Linked DNA regions of Homo sapiens: region 1 is linked to region 2. Evidence: chromatin loops called from intact Hi-C (ENCODE). Cell type or tissue: psoas muscle. All regions are shown on one strand. Each heading gives the region's core, and the rest is flanking DNA. Links, peaks and the distances in the headings are about the cores only.

The links. Hi-C counts contacts between places; a loop is a spot of excess contacts. Peaks named below come from ENCODE experiments on the same cell type or tissue, not always from the same donor. Only the 100,000 strongest peaks of a DNase experiment are listed, where the experiment ranks them.
Region 1: a loop joins it to region 2, with 3.0 times the contacts of the local background. A loop is called at or near these places in 1 of 110 quality-filtered maps.

Annotation. Positions count from the first base shown.
Region 1 is chr16:66,031,962-66,042,507 of GRCh38, reverse strand. No RefSeq gene overlaps it. Among named protein-coding and RNA genes, the nearest start is that of CDH5, 330 kb to the left of the region's middle. In psoas muscle, for the core only: no CTCF peak of the experiment used is centred there; DNase peaks (open chromatin) are centred at 5,447 and 6,198; H3K27ac peaks cover 2,685 bases.
Region 2 is chr16:66,310,324-66,320,869 of GRCh38, reverse strand. No RefSeq gene overlaps it. Among named protein-coding and RNA genes, the nearest start is that of CDH5, 51 kb to the left of the region's middle. In psoas muscle, for the core only: a CTCF peak has its summit at 5,448 (motif pointing right); no DNase peak of the experiment used is centred there.

The sequences.
Region 1 (10,546 bases), core at 2,382-7,381, 280 kb after region 2:
ATGCTGTCCCACTCATGAGCGTAGTCCTCACTGCAGAAAATACAGGTGTGCTTTTAATCTGTCATTCGGAGGACAGAAGGCAGGGAGGAGAGGGAGGTTTGGGGGTGATGGGGCCATTTTGCTCAAATGAAAAAGGAGAGAAGCATCAGGACTTGGAGTGGAGATGTACTGGCAGGGGTGGTGGGGAAGGGGTTGTTACTGGCCTCTAAGGAAGACCCAAAGGAAAGTACAAAAATTCCTTTCTCAATTACTATTTAAAACTCATTGTCCTCCCTGTGGGCCAGGAAATCTGGTGCCCTGCATTGTGAGGAGTCAGGAGGTGTGAAAACAGACGGGTTTCTCCGTATGACTATGTGACTCCAAACCTGTTTCCTCATCAGCAGAACAATGAATATCATGTCAGGCACTCAATGACGCCTTTGTTATTATTAAAGCTCTGCTGGACAGGTATTAACCTGCTCATTTATCAGTGCAGAAGTGCCCACTGGGTGCACCTTGGTGGCTTATCCAAGATCACACATCTGCCTCCACAGGAAGTGGCAGGGCAGGATCTGGATTCACTGCTGACTCCCCATCCACCAGGCCATCGTGTGCAATGTGGCTGGCAGAGGCCTGGGAGGTAGGGGGGGTCCTGGCTGGGCTGGATCTGTCACTCTGATTTCTCAGGGTGGTCATGGCTTATTCTTCAGCTCTTGCTCATTCATTCTTTGGTTTGAGAAAGTGAGACATATTCAGACAACCTGGGGGACCCCTCTCAGACCTGTCACTCATGCCTGTAGCTGCTGTGCTGAGAACAGAGCTTGAGCAATGAGCATTGGAGATCACACAAGTCCTATCAAAGCCTGAGATGAAGGTGCTCATGACAGCCATGTCTTGGGTGGAACTAGTTCCCCCCTCTGTGCCATCTTCCACCTTGGTTCCTTCAAATGTCAAGTGGGAGAGAATAATACCACCCCTCACTCCCGCAGGGCATTGTGATGAAGAATGAATGTGTTAATGGATGTGAGTAGATGTAGCACATTCCTTGGCACCTAGTAAGTGTTCAAAATGTTTGTTTAAAAATATCTGTACCTATAGAAACAAATAATGCAATACAAATCTGTTAAAACATCTGTTAAAATATCCATGAGAGCTGCATGTTGGTTGATGAATGCAGGCAGGATAGGTTTTAAACCCTCTGCCTGCCCAGGGCAAGCGTTCAGCTCTGCAGCTTGGGGAACAGGACGTGACTCCACATCATAAGGATACCTATCTTAGTTAAAAGATATACAGAGGGTGATTAGGGGATGCACTGATTACATGCACATGAAAAAGTTCAGCCTCTGTCGGTTAGATCACCAATTCTTCCTCCTGGTTTCTTATCAACCCAGGGTGTCTCCAATTATCTCAAGAAGGGTCAGGAACCACTCAAGATGTTATTAATTTTAATCCACTCTAATTAAATATATAAATGGGCCATGTACTACTTTGTGGAAGGAGAAGAGAAGGGGGAATAATATCTTAAAATCAAATATGTAATTCTTCAGTACCACCAGCCAACTTCTCAAGGGCTGAGGCTGTTTCTTCTTTCCCTTCTCTTTCTCCTCCCCTTTCTCTCATTTGGTGCCTTGCTGGGTGCTCTGATTGATATAGCCAAAGGTTGATTATATTAGGAGAGCCAGCAGCATGATAGGAAAAGTGAGGCCCAGGTTGTGGTGGTGTGTGCATGCAGAGACCCAGAGGCCTGGGCTCTTCTCCTAATTTTGCTTCTCACTGCTGTGAAATCTTGGTCCAGTCTGCTTTGAATGAGTCTTTGAGGAGGCTCTGTCCTTCCTGCCTCATAGGTCATGGTGAGCTTCAGGACCATAATGTATGGTCCAGTGCATGGTAACCAGGATGTCTATGCATTCATGCATTCCTTCACTGCATGTAACTAGCACTTTCTTGTGCCATGCATGGGGCCGCCTGGAGGGGAACAAAGATAAGCCAAAATTGATGAGGTCCCTGCTCTTGTGCTGCTCATAGTGGAAGGGGTTGAATTGGGATCCTAATAGTGCATGAAGAATGTTGCCCAGGGGAGAGAGCTGCTCTTGCCTTTGCATCAGGCTATTGCTGGGCCTCCAGAGGCTACTTCCAGGGCCAGGAGGGAATGGTCCCTGTTCACAATGAGGACTAATGGGGGAGGAAAGGATCCTGGCCCCCAGGCTTCCATCTTTTCCTTCAGCAGTTCCCAAGGGTTTTACGTTCAGGCTCTCTTCCTCTGAAGCTCCATATAGGTTGGGTTAGAGGAGGCAGAGGAAAACCACAGCTCTGCCTGCACTGGTGGGGTGGGGAGGTGTGAAGGGGTAGACAGAACTTGTGAACTGACACCACTTGCAGTAGGAAGAGGGAATCCCATCACATAGAGAGGGCCAGGTTGCTGGAGAGATGCTTTGTCCTCCAAACTGCGACGTTTCCATATGTACCTCAGGCCTCCCTGCGTGCTGCCTGAGTGTCCCCACCATGAGGTCTGGGGTGAGCCAGTGGGATTCTTGGCGGGAGGAGGGAAGATGAGTTTCTCACTCAGGAATTTAAGAGACTAAGCCACTGGGTAAGCAGAGCCCAGAGTCTTGTGGGAAGTGGAGTCCATGGCTACTGAGGGGAGGTTGAGCAGGTGACCCAGATGGAGGGCCCTGAAGCAGGCCTGGCTTCATTGCTTTTGTTCTTAAATGCCCTGTGCCTCTGACCTTGGGATGTTGCATGTGCCACTCCCCTGCCTGCTGTGTGAATTTCTCTCTTCCCTTGCATTCTCTCTGCATCCTGGTTCACCTTTCAGATCTCATCGTCGATTTCCTTTCCTCCAGGAAGCCCCCTGATCTCCTTGGATGGGGGAGGGACTATCCCAGTGGGTCCTTCATTTCGTGGCTATCAACCCCCTGAATCATAATGAGTGTTTTCACATCTGTGGCCACATTAGCCTGTGTGCTGCATCTCCCCTGGCTCTGAGCACAGGGCATGGTACCTAGGAGGTGCTCAAGACGTGTTTCTGGAATGAATGATGGGCTGAGGTTGTGTATATGAAGCCATGACAAGGGAGTTAGGGAGACCAGGGCCATGGCAGCAGGAAGCAGACATCCCTCCTTGCCATCGGGGCTCTGGAATTAGGCACTACTGGCCTGGGTCATAGATGCTCTTGATGGTCCTTCTTTTCTCTGGAGCCCAGGCTACTCCCTCCTGGGGCTGAAGCTGCAGCTACATTCAAATTCTTTAAATGTCTTGGGTGATTTTTCAAACATTTTACCTCCAACGTGCTTTGCATACTGCCACACATTTTAAAACCCACATATAATTTAAGGAACATTTAATCAATAGAGTCTTGATTCATTTTTTCCCTTAAATCATCAGTATTATTGTTGTGAAGAGCCCATTTGAAGTTCAGGAAGGCTCTTAAGCATTTTTAATAACCATTTTCTTCCCCTGTGTGCTATTTTTTTTTAAACTGTATTTTTGATACTTTTTCAATGGTTGAACAAGCTCAAAATGCCAGGTTCCCGATTGCTTGAATTGTGTCCAACATGCAGTTCTGTAAGGAAAACGGACTCTTCCTGAATACTTTCAAAAAATTTTTTTTAACAGAAGTAGTTTTTGCTGGTGTTGTTTGAGTTATCTGAGAAGGGCTCTTGGCTCCCACTTGTGACTGGAGGAACTACTGCTGGGGCAAGGTAGACAGGTCTCAAGAACACTGCACCTTTTCACATCTTTGAAGCTCCAAACACACACACGGCAGCAACTATCTTCGTTTCCTTGGGTCTGATGCAATTCTCTGTCCCTGTGGTGGTTAGCTTATTTCATCTTACATTCATTGAGTGCTTAGTATATACTAGATTCCTTGCTAAAGTGTTCCAGTGCACCATCTCCTGAAGTTCTTATCCCATTTTACAGACAAGGAAACTGAGGCAGAGGACTCGTGTATAAGTTTCCTGTGGCTGCTGTGACAAATGACTTATTGGTTTAAAACAACAGAAATTGATTCATTTACAATTCTGGAGACCAGAAGTATAAAATCAAGGTATTGGTGGGGCTGTACTCCTTCTGGAGGTTCTAGGGGAGAATCTGTTCCTTGCCTCTTCAAGCTTCTGGTGGCTCCAGGCACTCATTGGCTTGTGGCCACATCAAATTCTCTAACCTCTGCCTGTGCAGTCGCATTGCTTCCTCCTTGTCCTGTGTGCTGCCTTCTCTTCTCTGTGTCTGTCTCATATGAAAACACTTGTCATTGGATTTAAGTCCTTTCCTTCAATGTCCTTAACTTAAGGACATCTTTTGCCCCATATGTGATGGTTAATATCGAGTGTCAACTTGATTGGATTAAAGGATGCAAAGTTTTGTTCCTGGGTGTGCCTGTGGGGATGTAGCCAAAGGAGATAAACATTTGAGTCAGTGGACTGGGAAAGGCAGACCCACCCTCAATCTGGGTGGGCAGTCTAATCAACTGACAGTGTGGCCAGAATAAAAAGTAGGCAGAAGAATGTGGAAAAACTAGAATGGCTAAGTTTTCTGGGCTCCATCTTTCTACCAAGCTGGATGCTTACTACCCTCAAACATCAAGACTCCAAGTTCTTCAGCTTTGGGACTCTTGGACCTTTGGCCACAGACTGAAGGCTGTACTGTCAGTTTCCCTACTTTTGAGATTTTGGGACTTGGACTGGCTTCCTAGCTCCTCAGCTTGCAGATGGCCTGTTGTGGGACCTCACTTTGTGATTGTGTGAGTCAATACTCCTTAATAAACTCCCCTTTATATATATATATGTATCTCCTATTTGTTTTGTTCCTCTAGAGAACCCTGACTAATACACCATACAAGGTAATACTCACAGGTTCAGGGAATTAGGATAAGAACATATCTTTTTGGGGCTCTGCATTCAACCCACTAAAGCTTGAAAGGAGTAAAATCAGGACTTAACCCAGTCAGTTTGTCTGTAGGTCTGGGGCTCCCTGCTCCACAGCTCAGGTGCTAGGACTATGGTGATGCCAGCTGCTGACAGATGCCAGGCTCAGACAGCTTGGTTGGGATTTTAACTGGTCTGTTCCCCCAGAGTGTACTCATAGCTTTTCTGCCTTTCCCCCCCCTCCCTCTCCTATCTTGGCAAAAATACCTGGGTCTAACTCCATCACAGAAACTCCAGAGTTTACTTGGCTGGTGTTCTAAATTGTGGACAATTGTCTGTATTGCAGACAGTTATGTGTCTGCTGCTGGGGATGTGGGGTTATGTGTATATCTGATTGAAACACCTCCAAGTGCCATATTTTTGGTCGAGAAAGATTAAATATCAGCAATTTTATATGGTTCAATCTCATATTTACTTAAAATATGTTGCCCATCAGCATTCCTCCTGTGTCCTCCAAGGGCCAAGAAAATGTTCCGGTTTCCTGCATGTGCCTTTGGCTTCAGCACATGGCTAATCTGACCCATGTCTGTTGCTTAGTTATTCCAGCACATCTTTGGCAAATGTGGTGCTCCGTCATGCCCCAGATCCCATCTTAATTTCAACTGTCTCCAAAGAAGCCACAAAGTAGTCAGCCCATCTTGAAGTCATCAGCTTCCATCAAGGGTTCAGGAACATCTGTTTGAAACCAACATGTTATTTTCCTTCCTGGCAAATCAGTAGCAGGATTGCATACTCTGCCCACGAACACAAAGTACTTACGGGTAGTGTCAGGTTGGGTCCAAGTCTAAAAATACTCTCCTTCAGCATCTCGTTTTTTTCTGTAAAGTGACTTGGCTCACAACTGGAACTTTGCCACTCTCTAAACATTTATACATTTAATGCATCCTGAAATATTAACCTATAGTATGCACGAGCAACAGTGTGAATGCTTCCTTTCCTGGCAAGGACTGTGTTATTGGAAATCATTTATTGAGATTTACATTCTAATAGAGATGAAGGGCTGTTTGCATTGTTAAGATTCCCAAAAGCCAAACTGGAAATTCTGGGGTTGGGGTTCCATAGAGATTTGGAGTCACTAGAAACCCCCTCCCAGGGACGGAGCTGTCAATCAACCCATAAAATTTATCGCATGCATACCATGCATGTGTGCCTAGAAAATTACAGTCATACCTCACCAAGGCTGTGTGACCTTGGACAATTTCCTTTCTGTATCCTAGCTTCCTGTTTACAGGATGGGGTGACATCAATGACACATACTTCGCAGGGTTGCTGGAAGGGCTCATGGACTTGGTCCAGAGCCAAACCTACTGCCGTGTAATTCTAATTTTAGAAGCGCATTTTGTAGGTAGTGAGCTCTCAAATGCTGAAAGTGTTTTGGCAGAGATTGAGAGATCGATAGGCAGGAGCCTCGCTGAGGGGATTCTACTACTAGAAGAGAGAAGGGGATTTGCCCACCTAGCCAGGAGAGCTAGAATTAAGTGCTACCTTGGACTGGGAAGAAAGACAATATACCTACACTGAAAGGTGAAAGGCAAGAGAAATGATCAGAGACTTTGGTCTCTGGTGGCCAGCACAAAGTCGACCACTCAGTAAGTGATTAATCATTGTATATTTGCTTAATAATAAATATTTACCGATTATCTGCCATGGTGCCAGCCCAGTACAGGGTGCTAGGAACACATAGATGTCTGTGCCTAAACATCTGACCTAAAGAAATTATGTCTCAAAATGTCTAATCCCATCATGAGAAGGACTTGTGGGAAAACAGTGCAGAGAAGAGAGTGAGCAAGCTGACGTGTCAAAGGCCCGCAGTGTACCAAGCATGGTACTTTGAAAACTATGAGATACAGTTGTCCCCATTTTACAGGTGCAGAAATTGAGTCTCAAGGAGGCTGTGATTTAGTCAGTGTCACTGTAGCAGTCAAGATGAGCTAGGTTATGCTATAGTAACAAATAACCCCAGAATCTTAGTGGCCGAAAGCAAAGACTTATTTCTTGATCATTCGATGTACCCATTGCAGGACAGCTATGCGTTTTTCTTCTCATTTTCCTTATTTAGGAACCCAGGATGATGGAGCAGACACAATCTGAAACTTTGCTGTTTGCCATGCCAAATGGAAAAAAAAATGCATTGGTCCTTAAAGTTTTCATTTCTTAGGTCAAAGCAAGTCTCATGGCCACACTCAGCTCCCAGGAGGTGGGAAGATCATTCTTACCACATGCCTGAGAGGACAGCGCTGGGATGTTGGCCAAAAGCCCTATTGATTACTGGTCTCTCAGCCAGTGGCAGAGACAGAATTTAAACTCAGGTCAGGCTCTCAAGTCCAAACTGTTTTCAGTAGACCGTGTGGCCTGGGAGGTGGCAGAAGGCCTGTGGACCTTGAGTCTGCTGGCTTCTGCAATGGGAAATGGTCCCACCTTGATGGCAGTGACACTGTGGTCTGGGACCAGCCCCCTCCACTGTTCCAGCTCTCAGCATCCTTAGTCCTAGGTAACATCGCTACTCTTCGTGAGAGATTTGCCCATCGCTGCTGTAAGTGGCTAGGCCTGATAAAGGCTTCAGGCAGTCTCCTTCTCTGGGCTCCAGGAATAGGGACAGATCCCTGTGGCACATGCAGACTGGATGGTAGTAAAAGCCTCGTCATCAAGATGGAGTAAATAAGCTGGCCATGATATGAGGAAAACAAGGGGGCGAGAGGGCTGTAAAAGAACCCAGCAGGCAAAAAGAAATCCAGTCCTTGAAAGTGGCTGTATCAATTGGCTGTGGTTGCCATAACAAGATACCCCCACAGAGTGGCTTAAACAACAGATATTTATTTTCTCCGAGTTTTAGAGGCTGGAAGTCCAAATTCAAGTTGCTAGCAGGGTTGGTTTCTGGTGAGGTCTCCCTTCTTGGCTTGTTGATAGCCACCTTCTCACTGTGTTCTCATGTGGCCTTTCTTCTGTGTACGTGGAGAGACAGAGCACGCTGATGTCCCTTCCTCTTCTCATAGGGACTCCAGTCCTATGGGATAGGGCCCCATCCTTATGATCGCATTAAACTATAATTGTCTCCTTAAAGACCCTATCTTCAAAAGCAGTCTTTTTGGGGATGAGGGCTTCAGGGGACACAGTTCAGTCCATGACAGCAAATTAAAAATTCCATATTTGAGAGATGGTGGATGGAGGAGGCAGGAAAAGTGGGCTTGAGTCCCCAGTTCTGGAAGTTATGACCTCTGTGTCATCTGCTTCACCTCCATGGCTCAGTTCCTCCATCCACAGAATGAAGAAGGCTGAGTTCCGTGCACAGCATCAGGCATGTAGAGAACATACAGTTGTTTCCCCCTCCCTTCTAAGCCTCAGTTTCTCACTTGTCCAGTGGACATGGCCATTCTCACTTCACAGAACTGCTCCAACAACCAGAAGAGCGAGGTTTCCTGAACATTTAAAAAGCTAGAGTTGCCTCAGAGATGCTATCATCACTCTTCCCCTACCTCATGCCCAGCACAGAAGTTGGGACACAGTAGGAACAATAAATATGTGTTGAAGGAATGATGGAGCAATAAAGTTTTTTAGAGTTTTGCTCTGTTGCCCAGGCTGGAGTGCGATGGCATGATCTTGGCTCACTGCAATCTCTGCCTCCCAGGTTCAAGCGATTCTCCTGCCTCAGCCTCCCTAGTAGCTGGGATTACAGGTGCATACCATCACGCCTGGCTAATTTTTTGGATTTTTAGTAGAGATGGGGTTTTACCATGTTGGCCAGGCTGGTCTTGAACTCCTTACCTCAAGTGGTCTGCCTGCCTTGGCCTCCCTAAGTGCTGGGATTACAGGTGTGAGCCAACGTGCCTGGCCTAGAGCAATGAAGTTCTAACAAGAGAATGAATAGGGTGCTTGGTGCATTGGAGGCTCTCCACCCATGCTGAGCCAGAATAGGTTAGCCTTGACCACCAGGGACAAAGAATGATCAGGGAAAACAGCTGATGTGGGGCAGAAGACAGACAAGGAACACTGGGAACACATGCAGGATTCACATCTTGGCCCCCAACATTTCCTAGATGTGCCATTTAGGGCAGGGTTTTATCCTCCCTGTGCCTCAGAGTCTAAGCTTCTAAAGTGGGTATGCTGGCCCCTTCTTTGTGTGAAGATGAGGAGCATGGTCCCAAAAATTAAACACATGGGTGGAACTCAATACGCAGTGTCTGGTATGGGTGAGATACATATCAGCTCCTTGTGGCCACTGGGCATTCAGAGCAAATTCTTGTCCCTTTCAGTGCCTTTCCCTGGGGTGGAACTGTAGCCTGGTGGCCCCCTGATGATGGTGTAGCAGCTGTGCCCTCCTAAAATCAGCCATTCCACCTGAGCACCAACCTAAGCTCCTCCATCAATGACCTTTCCTTGTGCCTCCCCTCCTCTGCTAGGTCTTAAGCTGTGGATGATGTAGAATCACGGTGCTTTATCCTCAACAAGATTCCTGATGGGAGGGTGTTTACATTTGACCGATGGCTTAATATTTTGTCCTCAAGAGGAGGCAGTCTCCCTGAGGGGCTCTCTGGCTATGCATCATCGTAATGGCCCCTCTCTGAAGTACCTGGAAGTCATCGGGAGAAAAACAGTCCCTTCTAACCTTGACTTCTGTGTGTGCCATTGGTTTCTGACAAGCCCTCCTGATTTCTGCAGATGCGTTTCTCCAGGTCCTGTCTGAGGTTCCAGGGGCTCCCCCTGGCTCCGGTAAATGTCCTGGTGGCTGCTTAGTTATTCCACCGTCCTCTCTTTATTACTCTTCCTCCCTCATCATTATTCTTGCAGGACCATAGGCTGTGGGTGCATGAACTCCTTCTGGGCTGAGGCCCAGAGATGCTGCTGAATTGATGGATGTGCTTAATGGTGTTCACAGTCCAGATGGCTGGAGGCACCATCAGGATGCCCTCAGCCATCTGGGGGTCCTGGCTGGCCTTTTAGTTGTATTCAAACTAAGTTTTATTAAGCACCCACTGTTGGCTGTGGCTATCCTTGGCAGTGGGGCAGCACTTTACAACTTACCACATCTACTCTTCATGTGCTTAATAAGCATTCCCCATTCATTTACTCATTCATTCCCCATTCATTCATTCATTCGTTCATCATGTTTATTGAGCATCTATTATACAGTGTGCAGTGCACAAGGGCTATATGATTCCTAGTGTTAATATAATATAAAATGGTCCCTGTCCTTTACAAGCCATGAGGGGAAAGAAACAGTCACAATATCTCATTCAATGAGAGAGAAAGGAAAGCATTTTGGGAGCCCATAAGGAAAGACATTTAGTTCAGGAGTTCATGTGTTGAGAGCACAAGGTGGGAGGTATTAGAGTAGCCTTCCTAGAAGGGGTACTTCCCGTGCTGAGTCTTGGGGGATCCCTAGGACCTAGGCAAGCCAAGAATGCCATCAGGAGGAAGTGGGGACAGGCAGAGGTGACAGCACGGGCAAAGGCTTAGAGGCATGGTGCATTGTGCAGTAGGGCATTACAGGCCATTTGGTTTTTATCGGGGTAATGGGTCTGTTTAAGGGCTGATGGGAGAAGACAATGTGGGAGCTTCCCTTGGTAGAGCACTCCTTCCCTTATGTAACAGTAAGAATGCATTGCTGTGCAGAGAGCTGTGGCTGGGTTCTTGCCTATGAAAAC
Region 2 (10,546 bases), core at 3,555-8,554:
TTGGGAGCTGGATAAATAATGGCTTGTATGATTATCATTATCATCATTAGCAGCCTTGATTTTTCTTTCTTTTTTATTTTTTTTTGTAGTCATTGTTGTTCCCTCCAGCTGTTGGTGCCTGTGCTGGGATCACCCAAGGCTGTGAGTCAGCCTGGAAGAGCTATTTTGTAATTAGGTTGACAGATGCAGGGTGCAGTGGAACCCCTGCCGGAGATCACAAATTAATTAGTGTCATTTTTGGAGAAGGGGCCCCGAAACAGGCTTGGTGGGGACCAGCCAGGCTCATGGGTGTCTGACCGTGGTCCTTGTGGCTCTGCAGAGGGGTGATCCCTGCTAACATCGGCAGAGGTGGGTGCCTCTAGGGTCTGTAAGGAACCCAGAGCCACGGAGGGTGCCCCTGCACATATGGCAGGTGGGGTGGGCTCAGTCACACCCCCTGGGCTCTGTTCCAGGGAGGCTGTGGAGCGACAGCTTTTTCACCTCCACACTGATGTGTGGCCTGTGCCCGTGCCTCAGTTTCCACACACAGCCCTCCATCTACTTTCCAAGTCTGTCTGTCCCCTGGCTTAGTTGGAGTTGGGCTGCCTGCTCTAGCTACCAAGCACTCCCACAGCAAATCACTGGGCAGCAACCGTCCATCTCCTTCTTGCAGCCCCCAGCAGCTCAGAAATCATGACTTGTTCATAAATGACAATGTCAACCCCTATTTATGTCTGGGGCCATGGAGGCACACAGGGCTCCCAGCACCAGTTTTTCCCGAGGATTCTGGCCTCACTTCACCCTCAGGGCAGTGAGCGGGCTGGCGTCACAGCTTCCTGGTTCAGCTCTGCCCTCTGCGCCATGTCCTTGGGGCCATCCTCGCCTATGCTTCACTCCACTTGCTCCATGGCAGGACCATGGGGAAGCTAATTTTACTCGATCAACATTTATTTCATGCTTTGCCAAGTCTCAGGCTGCTGAGCTGCTCTTACCACACATTAACTATCTCACTTAATAGGTGTGGTGCAGCCAGGTAAGAACCATTAGTATTCGCATTTTATAGACAAGGATATAGAGTCTCAGAGATGATCTGGGTCACAAAACTGGTAAGAGGTAGCTAGCATTTGAACCCAGATGGTCTGACTGTATGGTCTTTTAAAAAAATTTTTATTGAGGGATAATTAAAATATAGCAAGATACACAGATCTTAGGTGTTCAGTTCAATGACTGTTGACAAATGCGTCCCCCCGTGTAACCACCCCTCCGAGCAAGATACAGAGAACCTCCATAATTCCTCGTGGCTCTTCTCAGTCACTTCCTACTGCACACTTGGAGTGGAGGCACCTGTTGTTCTGATTTCCACCACCAATATGTAAACCTGTGGTTTTTTTTTTTTTTTTTTTTTTTTTTTGAGACAGGGTCTTGCTCTGTTGCTCAGGCTGGAGTGCAGTGGCATGAACATGGCTCACTGCAGCCTCAACCTCCTGGGCTCAAGTGATCCCTTGTGCTCAGCCTCCTGAGTAGCTGGGACTACAGGTATGTGCCACCATGCCTAACTACTTTTTGTAGAGACAGGGTCTCACCATATTGCCCAGGCTGGTCTCGAACTCCTGAGCTCAAGTGATCCTCCAGCCTCAGCCTCCCAAAGTGCTGAGATTACAGATGTAAATCTCACTGCGCCCAGCCTGTAAGCTCTGTTCTTCAATTTTGTATAAATGGTATTATATATTGGAATTATGTATATAACAATAAATACTGTTTCTTTCACTCTGAACAATGTTTTTGAGGTTCATCCATATTGTCGCATGTATCAGTAGTTCATTACTTTCATTGCTGATTAATTTTTCATTGCATAGATGGACAGCACACTTTGTTTCCCCTTCACTTACTGATGGACTCTTGGGTTGTTTGCCTTGTTGGGCTCTAATGAATAAGCTTCTCCAAACACTCATGTACAAGGCTCTGTGTGGGCAAATGTCTTCATTTCTCTTGGGTTGATAATTGGGGTGGAATTGTTGGGTTGCAGGTGGCTGTATGTTTAACTTTATAATTGCCAAACATTTTCTGAAGTGGTGCACCATTTTACACTCCCACTAGTAATACGGAGAGTTCTAATTGCTCCACATCCTTGCCAAGCTTTGGTGCTAGTCTTTTTTATTTTAGCCACTCTGGGGTATGAGTAGTAGTATCTCATTTTGCTTTTATTGTGCATTTCTGTGATGACTAATGATTTTGAGCTTATTTTTCACATAATTCTAGGTCATTCACATATTTTCTTTTGTGATGTGTCTGTTCCAATCTTTTTCCCACTGAAAATATTGGGTTGGTTGTCTTTTTATTATTGATTTGTAGGGGTTCTTTATATATTCTAGATATGAAAATTTTCTCCCCAGTCTGCGGATTGTTTATGGATTTTTCTTAAAGGTGTCAGTGCTGAGCAGAAGTTGACTGCTGCCCCCTGACTTTTGGTTATCGATGATTCCTGGGTGTATGAAATTGGAGACTGTAACTGGCCTGCACGATGCCAAGAATACAGCTGGACCTCAGAAGGGGCTCATGTTCTTTGTCCTTCCTTCTGCTGCCAAGGTCTCCCCAGATCACTGTCTCTAAGTGGAGTGGATGTCCTCTCCTCTCCATCCGTCCACCCACCCACGTGTCACTCATCCTTGAGCATCCAGCTTATCATGGGCCTCTGGCACCACACTCCTTAGAATGCCCACCTCATGGAAACAATTCAAATGGGCAGCTCTCTGTTGCCACCTCCAGTGCCACTGACTTCATCCAGACCCTCCCCACATCTTCCCTTCTTGGACCACTGCAACGCCCTCTTCCTGCTCACTCAATCAACACAATTCTTTTAGTGTCAATCACTGTCCAGGCCAGATTAGGGTCCCAGAATATAGCACTTGCTCAAGCACTGCCCTGCTCTCCAGGAGCTCACAGACCAGGGGAAACGCATGTACACCAATGTTGAAAATACAGAGGTGAGAGCGAAGTACAGAGATGGATGCACTAGGTGTTGAGGAGAGCGGCCAGGAGAAGAGAACCCTTTTCTGTGCCTGGAGGTTAGTGGGGAGGGGACCCCACGGAAGCCTTCTCAGGGGAAAAACCCCTGAGCCAGAGTTTGCAAGCTGAATAGCTTTTTCCCAGCAGACAGCTTCATGGAAAGGAAGTGCATTGTAAAGAGAGGAAAGCCTGCGTGTAAATGTCTGGAGTGGTGACAGTGGACAATGTCGCAGGGAAGGGCACATTGACTGGCATGACTAGTGGGTGGAAGGGTGCAGGGCGGAGGTGAGCTTGGAGAGGCTGAGAAGGTGAGATCATAAGACACCTGCTACGTGAGGTCAGAAACTTGGGTTTTATCCTGAAAGCAAGAGGAGCTTTTGGAGGACTTGAGGATGGGGAGGGCAAGGTATTAAGTGCTCAGAACCCACCTGTGGCAGTTGTTAAGAGGGTGGATGAGGGTGGGTTTCTTTAGGATGAGGCCTATGGGGTGCTTTTCCAGTAGTAGCTGGTCCAGTCCTTACCCAAGGCAGGCAGAGGGTACGGCAAAGAGGTTCTGTCTGCATCTCCTCCCTCACCCAGGGCAGCTGCTGAGAGATCACCGGCCATGAGTAAGAACACAGTCATAGTCACGATCACAATCACCATCTGCACGGGGCAAACTGGTGAGCTTCATGGAGAGAGACATTGTGCCCTTCGGATGGCAACAAGTGGGACCCATGTCTGATGGGAACAGATGTGGTTGTGCATTGGCTGTGGTGAGCGGCTTTGGGATGAACCAGGGGCAAGGCTGGTGAGGTTGGAGGTAGAAGAGTGGACACTGCCTGTTTGGCACCTGGGAGTCGTGTGTGGTCACATAGACATGGGTTTGCTTCTGCCTCTGCAACTTCGCTCTTTGAATAAATTCCTTAATGTCTCCATGCCACAGTCTCCTCGTCTCTCACATAGGGTTCCTAAAAGCCTCTGTCACTGGAGTTTTGGGGGGCTTAAATGCCACAATGCATGTAAAGAAAGCGCTTGGCATGCAATCATGCCCCATGTATTCAGGATTCTGGGCCGTCTACCGAATCACCTCTAAAGCTTCTTATTGCTACTGCTGGCCTGGCCCTGCCTCTGGAAGCAGCCCAGCTGTTGGGCCCCCAGTTAGTGTAAGGCACAGATGTGGGAGCTGTTTTCCGAAAACCCATCACCAGTGCCTGGGCGCCTCCTCCCTCAATCTGCAGCAGCAGCAGCAGCAGCAGCAGGGTCCTGAGAAGGGCCTTGGCGAGGGTTATTTGTGCCTCTTCAGCAAAGGCCTTCCTGCTGCTGCTCTAGTTCAATGAAGATCACCCTCTGGCAGGTTTTCTGGGCCGTGCACAGGCAGTTAAGGAGCTGAAACTCCAAAGGCAATTTCTCCTCAAGGAGCTGTTTTGTGGGTGGTTCACTCTGCACCACTGCCATGGAGATGTTCCCTGCCCCAAGTCTGGCACAATTCACTGAGCCCAGGGCTCACTGGGCTGCCTGGGAGCTCCTCAACCAGGAAGGAGTGGGCCTGGCTCGGACAGAGAGGATGGGGCAAGGTCCTGACTATATTTCCTGCCCAGCCTGCAGGGAGTTGGGGGAAATTCAAGGGAGGCTCAGGCCCTTGAATAGCAGTACCAAAATTGCCCTCAAAAACAGTTTCTAGGTCGGGCGTGGTGGCTTATGTCTGTAATCCCAGCATTTTGGGAGGCCAAGGTGGGTGGACCACGAGGTCAAGAGATCGAGACCATCCTGGCGAACATAGTGAAACCCCGTCTCTACTAAAAATAGAAAAATTAGCTGGGCATGGTGGAGTGTGCCTGTAATCCCAGCTACTGGGGAGGCTGAGGCAGAAGAATGGCTTGAACCTGGGAGGCAGAGGTTGCAGTGAGCTGAAATTGCGCCACTGCACTCCAGCCTGGAGACACAGTGAGACTGTCTCAAAAAACAAAACAAAACAAAACAAAACAAACACTGTTTCTAAAAACCAGACAACTTTCCCTCTTACCTCCATGGCAAAAGGAGATGGCAAACGCTGCTAAATGCCTTAATAAGTGGCTGCTATTGGTTCAATGATGGCTATTAAAAACTATCAATTGTTTAGATACAGGAATATGGAGAAAAATCTTGTAAGAAGCACTTTTAAAGCCCACTTTGTGTCAATAGTAGTGTTGTTAATTTCCAACTTCCAGATCATATCGAAAGCATTGGTTATGAAAGTTCTTTGGGGGAAAAGGTCATTCATAAACATTCAGATTCTGAGTTAATGAATTTTCCATGGGTGTCTGCACAGACCCTCCCTCTGTCACTGACTGCCGTGGGCTGTCTCAGGCTGGGGACTGGTCCAGGAGCAGTGCCCGGAGGTCCTGGCTGGCTGGACTTGACCTTTCTCCTTCTCTGGCCAGAGGCCTCTCTTCCTGCTTTCAAGAAATGACTCCATACTGGCTGGGTGCTACTGCCTCTGATGGCCACTAGGGGGAACCAAGGTTCTCGGCAAAGGCTTCTCTCCCACAGCGTGAAACCCAAGGGGATTGTTCTGCATCAATGACTTTTCCCTCCCAGATTCTGAAAGAGGTGCTGAAACGGGAACCCAGTGGCTGGCTACTGGCCTGGTAGAGGTGGATAGTATTGAAGAAGCCCAATCTAGTTCTTAAAGCACAGTTATTATTTTTTTCTTTTTTTGAGACGGGGCTCTCACTTTGTCACTCTGGCTGGAGTGCAGTGGTGAAATCATAGCTTGTTGCAGCCTTAAACTCTTGGGCTCAAGCGATACTCCCACCTCAGCCTCCTGAGGAGCTGGGACTATAGGCACGCACCACCATGCCCAGATAATTTTTTAATATTTTTGTGGAGATGAGGGTCTCACCATGTTGCCCAGGCTGGTTTCAAACTCCTTTGTTCAAGCAATCCTCCAGCCTCAGCGTCCCAAAGTGGTGGGATTACAGGGGTGAACCACTTTATCTGGCCACAGTCAGAAGACACACAACCGACTTTAGTGTTATTATTATTTTTCTAAATTTGAGACAGAGTCTCACTCTATTGCCCAGTCTGGAGTGAAGTGGTGCAACCTTGGCTCACTGCAACCTCCGCCTCCTGGGTTCAAGCGATTCTCATGCTTCAGCCTTCCAAGTAGCTGGGATTATAGGCATGCGCCACCACACCCAGCTAGTTGTTGTATTTTTGGTAGAGACACGGTTTCGCCATGTTGGCCAGGCTGGTCTTAAACTCCTGGCCTCATGTGATCCGCCCACCTTGGCTTCCCAAAGTGCTGGGATTACAGTTGTGAGCCACTGTGCCCGGCCCACAACTATCTTTAAAATGACCGTTTCCAGGAAACCTTCTAGAGGGGTTCCCATGCCCACCTGTGACCCCTGCCCCAGGTCCTGGTCATTGTCTCTCCAGCAAGAAGGCAGCCGAGGGCTATATTCTGTGGCATCCTCCTCTTCTTCCTGTTCTTTACCCTGCTCTTAACACTTCTCACACCTTCATTTTATTAAACAACTCTGATCTGCAGGGAGCTGTACACTCAGTGCTGTGGGCATGGCACTGGGGGAACTGGAGGCTGATGGGGGAGAAAGAAGTACAAGAAATGACTCCTGCATTCAAGTGCTTTTCACCCAGTTTGGAGATGTAGGAATTTGATTCAAGTCATTGAACATTTGCTGAGTGCCCATTTGAGAAACAGTGGAATATTGGGAAAGAAAACAGATTTGGCAACTGACTTTCAACCTCAGCTTCATCTGGAGGGCCAGTGTGACGCTGTGTTACTGAAACCTGCTGGCTCTCTATTTCCTCATTTGCAAAATGGGGCCAGGCATCCCTAAGTGATCCACAGCCCTGTATCAACAGTCACCAGGGGATGGAAGAGAGAGGCTTTCTTTTCTTTTCTTTTTTATTCAGAGACAGGATCTTTCTCTGTCACCTAGGCTGGAGTACGGTGGCACAATCACGGCTCACTGCAGCCTGGAACTTCTTGGCTCAAGCGATCCTCCCATCTCAGCCTCCTGAGTAGCTGGGACTCCAGGCGAAAGCCACCATGCCTGGCTTATTTTTTAATTTTTTGTAGAGATGGGGTCTCATCATGTTGCCCAGACTGGTCTTGAACTCCTGGCTTCAAGTGATCCTCCTGCCTTGGGAGAGAGGCTTTCTTAACCTCTAGGTAAGCGTCACCTCCTTTGTGAACCTCTCCAATCCCTTTCCCTGCAAGTTAAGCAACAATTTCCTTGTCTGTCTTCCAGACCTTTGTTGTAGCCCAGTTAGAGCTGTCTGGGGTGCACTGCCATTATTTGTCATTGAACTGAGAACTCCATCAGAGCAGGGATGGTGGAGATGCCTGATTCCTGCCTAACTGGCTCACAGCCTGGCACTTTTTCAGGGAATATCAGCAGATGCTGGGATGAAGGGAGAGGTAGAAACAGCTTCCTTCTTTCCCGTGTGGGCCCCTTTGCAGACGGTGGTGCCATTCAGATGTGTGGGGACTCAGGGTATGATATTCGGGTGTGTGCGTGGACACTGGTTGTGGTCTTGGGCCTTGGGGTCACTTTGAGGGAGAGCCTGACTATCGAGCACTTGGCCATAGGGCCTGGGCAGTAGACACATGGCGTTGAACCCTGGAATTCCAGGACAGGATGGAGAAACATTTTCCACTGGTGGCCAAATGGCACTGTAGGTGGATGAGTCCTGGGGGATGCTATTAGGAGTCTAGGCACGGTGCTTACAGTGCTGGGTCACAGGTGAGAAAGAGATCCCTCTGGCATCTCCATCAATCCTGTCTTTTTTTTTTTTTTTTTGAGATAGAGTTTTGCTCTTGTTGCCTAGTCTGGAGTGCAATGGCGTGATCTCGGTTCACTGCAGCCTCTGCCTCCCAGGTTCAAGCAATTCTCCTGCGTCAGCCTCCAGAGTAGCTGGGATTACAGGCGCTCACCACCACACCCGGCTAATTTTTTTTTTGTATTTTTAGTAGAGACGGGGTTTCCCCATGTTGGTCAGCCTGGTCCCAAACTCCTGGCTTCAGGTGATCCGCTTGCCTCAGCCTCCCACGGTTTTGGGATGACAGGTGTGAGCCACCGTGCCCAGCCAATCTGTGAAGGAGGGGTTCGGTGCCAGGGAACCCTCTGGCTCTTACTCCCTTTTGAATGCAGAGCAGAGTGAGCAGGACCAGGGCGCGCCTTTGGCAGGCGACAGTGTTCACTGGCAACTTGTGCTCCCTGTTTTCTTTCCGGCTTACTTTTGACAATAGATACTATTTTTACACATTCCATAGTGATACACTTGTCTCATTTAAATAAATGTATTTAAGTTAAAAAATAAAGGGAGTTTGGGCCAGGCGTGGGGGCTCACACCTGTAATCCCAGCACTTTGGGAGGCTGAGGCGGGCGGATCATGAGGTCAGGAGATTGAGACCATCCTGGCTAACACGGTGAAACCCCGTCTCTATTAAAAATACAAAAAAAAAAAAAAAATTAGCCGGGTGTGGTGATGGGCGCCTGTAGTCCCAGCTACTCAGGAGGCTGAGGCAGGAGAATGGCGTGAACCTGGGAGGCGGAGCTTGCGGTGAGTGGAGATTGCGCGACTGCACTCCAGCCTGGGTGACAGAGCGAGACTCCATCTCAAAAAAAAAAAAAAAAAAAAAAAAAAGGGAGTTTGTTTAAAGAAAAACATTAAGTAAACAACACCACAGGTCTACCATAAATACAGCAAAAATCCTGATGCTTGTACAAGGCGGGTTGAGAGCACAGGCTTGGGAGGTCCTGCTCTGACTCTTCCAGCGATATGACCTAGGGCTTCTCTGCACCTCAGTTTCCCCATCTGTAAACAGGGCTAATAATACCTTCTCAGGAGGGTTGTCATGTGGAGCAGAGGAGGTAATGAATGCAAAGTGTTTAGCACAGGGGCAGGCACACAATAGGTGCTTGAGGATTGTGCATTGTCAAAAGTGTTATTTTGCAGCAGGGATGGATGGGGCCTGTAGAATGCGAGATGCTGTCTTTACTCCACCCTGCAGAGACAGGGAGCATGGCTCCTGGGGATGGAGGGTGGGAGGAAGCAGGACCCCTGAGGAATGGTCAGGCTGGACCTGGGAACCCCGGGTACTTCCTGTAGGCCAAGGAAGGAGAGTCCATCCCACTCGCTAGGCCTGGGCAGGAAACCAGGGGCTCTGTGCAGGGTTTCTCCTTTGGGTTGCAGAGCTTTCCCACTGTGCTCTGCCACTCCAATTCCCCTTCTTTCAAGATTTAATTCAGTGTTTCAAATGTTCCTAATAAGGTCCTGGCAATGTTAGCTTTGGAGGTTCCTAGCCTGGAAGGCCACATTTTCTACTGAAGTTTGATATTAACACACCAGTGAGAACAGCTTCAGCTGATGAGAATTACAACTATTCTCCAACTCTCAGACAAGATGAGTGTGCTTGAAAAATATTAAAGAGCTTTTCCCTCCCTCCTTCCCTTCCTCCCTCCCTCCCTCCCTCCCTCCCTTCCTTCCTTCCTTCCTTTTTTCTTTCCTTCATTCCTTCCTTCCTGAATTTATTGAAGGTATACTGGGTACTAGTATTGTGGTCTTTGCTAAAACCAGGAGTTCCTTCTTCTCTGGCATAGGCCGAATTTCAGTTCTTTAAACACAAGTGAAAGGCAGAAATTGCAGGACCCCTGTCACTTGGATCAGTCAAAGAATTCTTCTCTTGTTCACTTGTTTCAAGTATTTACATATGATTCAGGTCACACACTCACACACGTCGCTTTGAGGCATCTGTCTGTGCAGATTAATCTTGTTGGCCTGTTTGCTTAGTTTTTCCATATTCAGGAGGGAGAAACCAAACACCCAGGGCACAGGTTTGGGCACATTTGCTGGGCCCTGTGACCCTGACAGGAGTTAGTGTACCCCTGCAGAGCCAGTCTTTTCCCCTTCCCATGGGCAGCCACCGACAGCCCATCCACCGCAGCCAGCAGATTCCTTACAGTTCTCCCCACTCCCCAGCGATTCTCCTCTCCAAGCCTCTGTGCAGGCTGCTCCCCTTTCCTGGAGTGCCATCTTTTGTCCTGTTCATTCTCTGAGACACTCCATGTCCTTCCTCCCCTATGAAGACTTCCTGAGACCTTCCAACCCTTCCCTGCCCTGAGATCCTACAGAATCCACAGTCCAGACCACACCACGCACCCAGTGGCCCTGTATCATCTGAGTTCCCACACAGTCTCGTTCCTGCCTCCCCAGTGTCGGGGCAGGCTCCTGGGGACCAGGCCTTAGGCTTAGAGCTGATATTTGTGGAGCTCCTCTTATGCATGAAGCTCAGCGCTTCCCATCCTTGAGCTCAAAACTACCCTGTGGAGGCAGATGCTGCATTGACCTCATTTCAGGCACAAGAAATAATGAGGCATCCTTATGGTCACGCAGTAGGAAGAAATAGAATAAAGATTTGAATACAGGTGGTCTGGCTCCAGAGCCCTGAAACACTCCTCTCTGTTTCCCCTGGCCCTTCCCTACAGCACAGGGCTAGGTTCATTGGGGAGCTGAAGAAGGAGGTGGTCCCCGGGAACCTAGGCCTGCCTGGGTGATGGATGGAGTGCAGAAA